2 separate regions of the Homo sapiens genome follow, and region 2 is linked to region 1. A link is a loop called in an ENCODE intact Hi-C map of the cell type or tissue named here. Cell type or tissue: heart left ventricle. All regions are shown on one strand. Links, peaks and the distances in the headings refer to the core of each region. The heading gives the core; the rest is flanking DNA.

Evidence for each region. Hi-C counts contacts between places; a loop is a spot of excess contacts. Peaks named below come from ENCODE experiments on the same cell type or tissue, not always from the same donor. Only the 100,000 strongest peaks of a DNase experiment are listed, where the experiment ranks them.
Region 2: it touches region 1 in a loop (1.8-fold over the local background); 11 of 110 quality-filtered maps call a loop at or near these places.

The regions. Positions count from the first base shown.
Region 1 is chr5:56,073,971-56,076,776 of GRCh38, reverse strand. No RefSeq gene overlaps it. Among named protein-coding and RNA genes, the nearest start is that of IL6ST-DT, 80 kb to the right of the region's middle. RefSeq lists an enhancer at 2,308-2,806. In heart left ventricle, for the core only: no CTCF peak of the experiment used is centred there; a DNase peak (open chromatin) is centred at 1,109; H3K27ac peaks cover 618 bases.
Region 2 is chr5:56,173,743-56,176,548 of GRCh38, reverse strand. It overlaps ANKRD55 (ankyrin repeat domain 55), which reads left to right. Exons shown (of 12, transcript NM_024669.3): 4 at 267-397. Among named protein-coding and RNA genes, the nearest start is that of ANKRD55, 58 kb to the left of the region's middle. In heart left ventricle, for the core only: no CTCF peak of the experiment used is centred there; no DNase peak of the experiment used is centred there; H3K27ac peaks cover 899 bases.

The DNA.
Region 1 (2,806 bases), core at 152-2,651:
CCAAGTAGCTGGGACTAAAGGTGCACACCAGCATGCCCCACTGATTTTTTAACTTTTTTTTTGTAGAGATAAGGTCTCACTTTATTGCCCAGGCTGGTTTTGAATTCCTCGCCTCAAGCAATCCTCCTTCAGCATCCCAAAGTGCTGGTATTACAGGCATGAGCCACCTCCCCTGGCAAAATCCAGTTTTTTTTTCTTCAGGAGATAACAGTTTATTGTGAAGGGCAAGCAGAACACGTGGAAAAGGGGATACGGGAAAGAGAGTCATCAGAGGAGGTGGCAACCTAGCTTAATACACCCCTGGAGTGGCGTAAAATCTGAGAGGGGGAGAACAAGTTTTCTGAGGGTCTCTGTATAGGGGTCACTGGCCAACAAAACCTTTTCTTTTCTTTTCTTTTTTTTTTGAGATGGAGTCTCCCTCTGTTGCCCAGGCTGGAGTGCAGTGGTGCAATCTCAGCTCACTGCAAGCTGTGCCTCCCGGGTTCACGCCATTCTCCTGCCTCAGCCTCCCAAGTAGCTGGGACTACAGGCACCCACCACCTCGCCCGACTAATTTTTTGTATTTTTAGTAGAGACGGGGTTTCACAGTGTTAGCCAGGACAGTCTCGATCTCCTGACTTCATGGATCCACCCGCCTCGGCCTCCCAAAGTGCTGGGATTACAGGCGTGAGCCACCGCGCCTGGCCTCAACAAAGCCTTTTCTCAGAAAAGACAAAACTGGGTCACCACAAGGTGAAGATGGCCTTAACAGTGACAGAGAGACTGCTGGGCAGGCCCAAAGTTTAAGGCAGGGGCTGGTAGCCCTCCCCAGCCAATCTCTTCACCCATCCTGGTGCCCCACTTTCCTAACCCAAAGGCCCTGGCCTTGAGTTCCAGATCCCTGTTCTGCTTTCAGGAAAGAGCTCCACAGTAAATCTCTACCCCTGCTTGGGGCCCCAGGGTCCAGATATTTTTTCAAACAACACTTAATTCTCCTTAAATGCAACTAATCCACTTCCTATGAGTGCCTTGACCTAACAAGAGGCAGGCAAGACCAGTGAGGAACTAGAGACATTCAAGATCAGCAGGTTAAATATGTCCTCACAGTTCCCAGGCAGCGTTCCCCACAGCCCAGCTCATGATCCAGGACCCTACTGCTTCCAAAAGGAATAACAGAGACATCTGGAGATCATCTAATGCGCTTGGTTAAAGGAAAAAAGAGGCCATAAATTACTCAGAAGACCTTTCACAATGGCCTTAGAACAGTTGGAATACTGCCACAGAGAGGTTTGAAAGGAAACTTGGAGAACTTCTGGTCCAACCTTCCACCCAGCATGGAATCCCTTTTACTTCACAGTTTATGCCAAATTGATCCATCAGAGAGTGTGTTACTGTTTCTCCTAAGGAGAGGCCACACATGTGATTACAGTTAGTCTGCAAACTGAGACATTGGCACTGGAGACTGATGATCAAGAAAAAAGCAAAACAAAACAAAATGAACTTTGTTTCACACCCAGATCTTTCTTTGCTAAGGAAAATACTTTTCAAGTTTATTTTCCCAATGTTGGAATGTGAACTAAAGGGATCTGAAGCTTTTCTGGCTAGGGACAATCCTTCAACTTTAGGTAAAATGCAGCCACCTTAGATTGGGTTAGGTCCTAAAGGTAAAAAATGTGTATGCTCAATTTTAAGATCCCTTTAATTTCCCTAAAAGTAAGATATAGAGTCAGAGTTTCTTCCAGTATTTGAACCTAGTTCCATGTCCTGCTTGCCCTGTGTTGTTGTTGTTGTTGTTGTTGTTGTTGTTGTTGTTGTTGTTTTAGAGACAGAGTCTCACTCTGTCTCCCAGGCTGGAGTGCAGTGGCATGATCATAACTCACTACAGCCTCAAACTCCTGGACTCAAGCAACCCTCCTCCCTCAGCCTCCTAAGTAAGCTGGGACAACCAGCATGCACTACCATGCCCAGCTAATTTTTTAAAAAATTTTTTGTAGAAACTGGGTCTCACTATATTGCCCAGGCTGGTCTAGCACTCCTAGGCTCAAGTGATCCTCCCACCTCGGCTTCCCAAAGTGTTGGAATTACAGGCATGAGCCACCTTGCAGCCAATGTTGTATTTTTTAAAAAGAAGCAGGGCGTGGTGGCTCACACCTGTAATCTTGGCACTTTGGGAGGCTGAGTCAGGAAGATCGCATGAAACCAGGAATTCCAGACCAGCCTGAGCAACATAGCAAGACCTCCATCTCTACAAAACATAAAAAATAACCAGGCATGGTGGCATGCCCCTGTGGTCCCAGCAGCTCAGGAGGCTGAGGTGGAAGGATCACTTGAGCCCAGGAGGTTGAGGCTGCAGTAAGCCATGATTGTACCTTGCACTCCAGACTGGGCAAGAGAGTGAGACAAGAAAGAAAGAGAGAGGCTGGGTGCGGTGGCTTACCCCCTGTAATCCCACCACTTTGGGAGGCCGAGGCAGGCAGATCACCTGAGGTCAGGAGTTCGAGACCAGCCTGACCAACATGGAGAAACCCTGTCTCTACTAAAAACACAAAATTAGCCGGGTGTGGTGGTGGACGCCTGTAATCCTAGCTACTCGGGAGGCTGAGGCAGGAGAATCGCTTGAACCTAGGAGGTGGAGGTTGCAAGATTGTGGAGCCGAGATTGTGCCATTGCACTCCAGCCTGGGTAACGAGCAAAACTCTGTCTCAAAAAAAAAAAAAAAAAAAAAAGAAAGGAAGGAAGGAAGGGAGAGAAAGAGAGAGAGAGAGAGAAATTCATCTTGAAGCAATAGAGTCACACTCAGAGACAGGTACTTAGGTACTCTGAACCC
Region 2 (2,806 bases), core at 10-2,509, 100 kb before region 1:
GACACAGTCATAAGCAATTTTTATCATCTACCCAAAATGTTTTACTCAGCCAATTATTGCAAAATTGCAGAAGATTGAAAAGAGCCAGTAAAAAAAATACATAGTTTATAGAGATGTAGCAACAATCAGCTTCATCTCCCTTCAGTCCCATACAAACAGCTGGGTTTGTATTGCAAATAGCAAAATAAATGAACAGGCCAATAAAGCCTGCTCATCAGTTTCATGGGTCACACATGTTTAAAGGCTGTTGAAATGTCTCATTCCAGGATGCACGCCCTTGATGCATGCGGTTTCTGGACGTCAAGCGGACACAGTGAAGCTGCTGTTGAAGATGGGAGCCAATATTAACATGCAGGATGCTTATGGCCGCACAAGTTTATGCCTGGCCACCTACCTGGTACTGACTTGTGCCTGTCACAGGGTGGAAGGAGCAGGGTAGGCGAAGGGTGTCATTATGGGGTCCCAGTTGCAAAGGAGCATTCTTGGATCTATGCAGCTGGCTAAAGGAGCTGGAACTTGAAGCTTTACTCCAATCATCTTCAACGTTTATATCCCCACTTAGAGTTGGTTTCATGAATTTGGGCCATTTTGGATCTTCCTAACAATCCTCTAAGATAGAGGTGATATGGCCATTAGGGAAACATTCTTTTCTATCTTAATGGCATCAGAATTTCTCTTGGGATATTTCTGGACACACTTGGTGCTTCTAAAAACAATCTCCCTAAATAACCCCAACAGGGTGGGAATACTGTGAAGATCCAATTAACATCTGTGGGGTAGGATTGGTTGAGTAGAAGCTTGAGGCTAAGGAATGTGGAGAACAACGAGAACTGGGGAAGGTGGTGGGAGGGACTGGAAGATAAAGAACAGGGGAGACAAAGCAGGCTCTTAAAGGGACAACGCCAAGCAGATGACTCAGCCCACAATCAGGGCTCAATTTAACAACTGTGTCATAATACTAGTCCTCACCGGTAGAGATTTCAGTTCAGCATTTCCCAACATTAGAGCAAGCCTGGTTAAGCCTTACTGAAAATCCTCAAGACCCTCTCCTCTCAAACTCTTCCTGCAATCCTTTTGGGAGGTCCTAGGGGTGCCTTGAGTCCATGTCAAACAAGTCCTAACCACCACATGGAGGTCATCCTTTTTCTTCCTCTCCAGAGAGGTACCCAGAAATCTTCACTATGACCACCATTGCTACCAGTGCAGCTTCTTGCATTTGCTATGGCTTGCATTTGCTATTGCTGCCCACTGATGGTGGTGAATTCACTCTGGACCAGCCCCATTGAGGGTGTCCTGCTGAATTAAATCACTTCCCTTTCCCAAACACCACCCCTTTCTGCCATGACCTATCATAGATTGCAATGAAGCATTGCCCAAGTCTCACAGAGATTTCCTTTAGAGCCTACTTTTTCATTTTCTATTTGTGCTCTCTCTCTAGAACTCACATGCAAATCTGGGAAGAAATTTTCAAACTGTGGTCCACAGATCTTTTGTGTCAATATCCCTTGGGGTGCTTGTTTCAAATGCAAATGCCAGGCTGGTCTGATGGTAGAGGGTTATCAGAACTTATTCACATTAGTGTCAAATGCAGGTACCAGGGGTATACCCTAGACCTTCTGAGTCAGATACTCTGGGAGCAGGACTGGGGTAGTTGGTGTTGGGGGAGTCTGCATGTTGAACAAACCTCCTTGGCAATTTTTTTTTTTTTTTTTTTTTTTGAGACAGAGTCTCACTCTGTCACCAGGCTGGAGTGCAGTGGTGCGATCTCAGCTCACTGCAGACTCTGCCTCCCAGGTTCAAGCGATTCTCCTGCCATAGCCTCCCAGGTAGCTGGGACTACAGGCATGCACCACCACACCCAGCTAATTTTTGTATTTTTAGTAGAGACAGGGTTTCACCATGTTGGCCAGGATGGTCTCGATCTCTTGACCTCATGATCTGCCCGCCTCAGCCTCCCAGGCGATTTTTAAAAACTTGCCCATCAAGTTTAAAAGCCACTGGTCTGTGCATATTAGCCGAAGTCCCATATCTCAGACAGACATATGGCTGTCCTCCTAGCCCCCTCCCTTCTAGCACATGCCTTAAGAACTGCTCTTGCTATGGACTTTTCCAGTGTCTGAGCTGAAGAAAAGAGAAAACTGGGATAAGGGGGTAGAGGAAGGGCATAGAAGGGGTTTCTAAAGTTGACTGCCACTAGCAAATAGAATGTAGTGAAAGCAAACTGTCCCCCTTTCAAAGTTCAAAAATTCAAAATTTTACATTTCTTTGACTAGAGAGCTATGCAAGGGACTGGGAAGAAGTACTCCTCTAAATCACGGTGAATAATGATGGACACCCTTGGAGCCTGGAAAGTTGACACCTTTGCAGACAACTCTTTCTAGGAATATATTCTAAGGGCTGCATGAGAAGAGTCTGCCAGCAGGACACCATGTGGTGCCACCTTTTTAACTCTGCCCCCATCTCCCTGTGGCTCCCCAAGGCAGGACCCTCCATTGTTCTGCTGGGGCTCACGGGAAGCAGTTGTCCTGGGGACTGCACTGTGAAGCTTATCCCTCCCTCCTGGCAATGTTCAAATTCAAGAATTAAAGAAAAATGTCGCAAACGGGACACTTAGAAGTTAAGTCTCAGCCACAACTCTGAACTCAGTATACAAAAAAACCTTACCACAGATGTGTCAAACTCAAATAAAATATGTAGAGTTGAGGCCAGGCACGGTGGCTCACGCCTGTAATCCCGCTACTTTGGGAGGCCAAGAGGCTAGAGGATCACCTGAGGTTGGGAGTTTGAGACCAGCCTGACCAACATG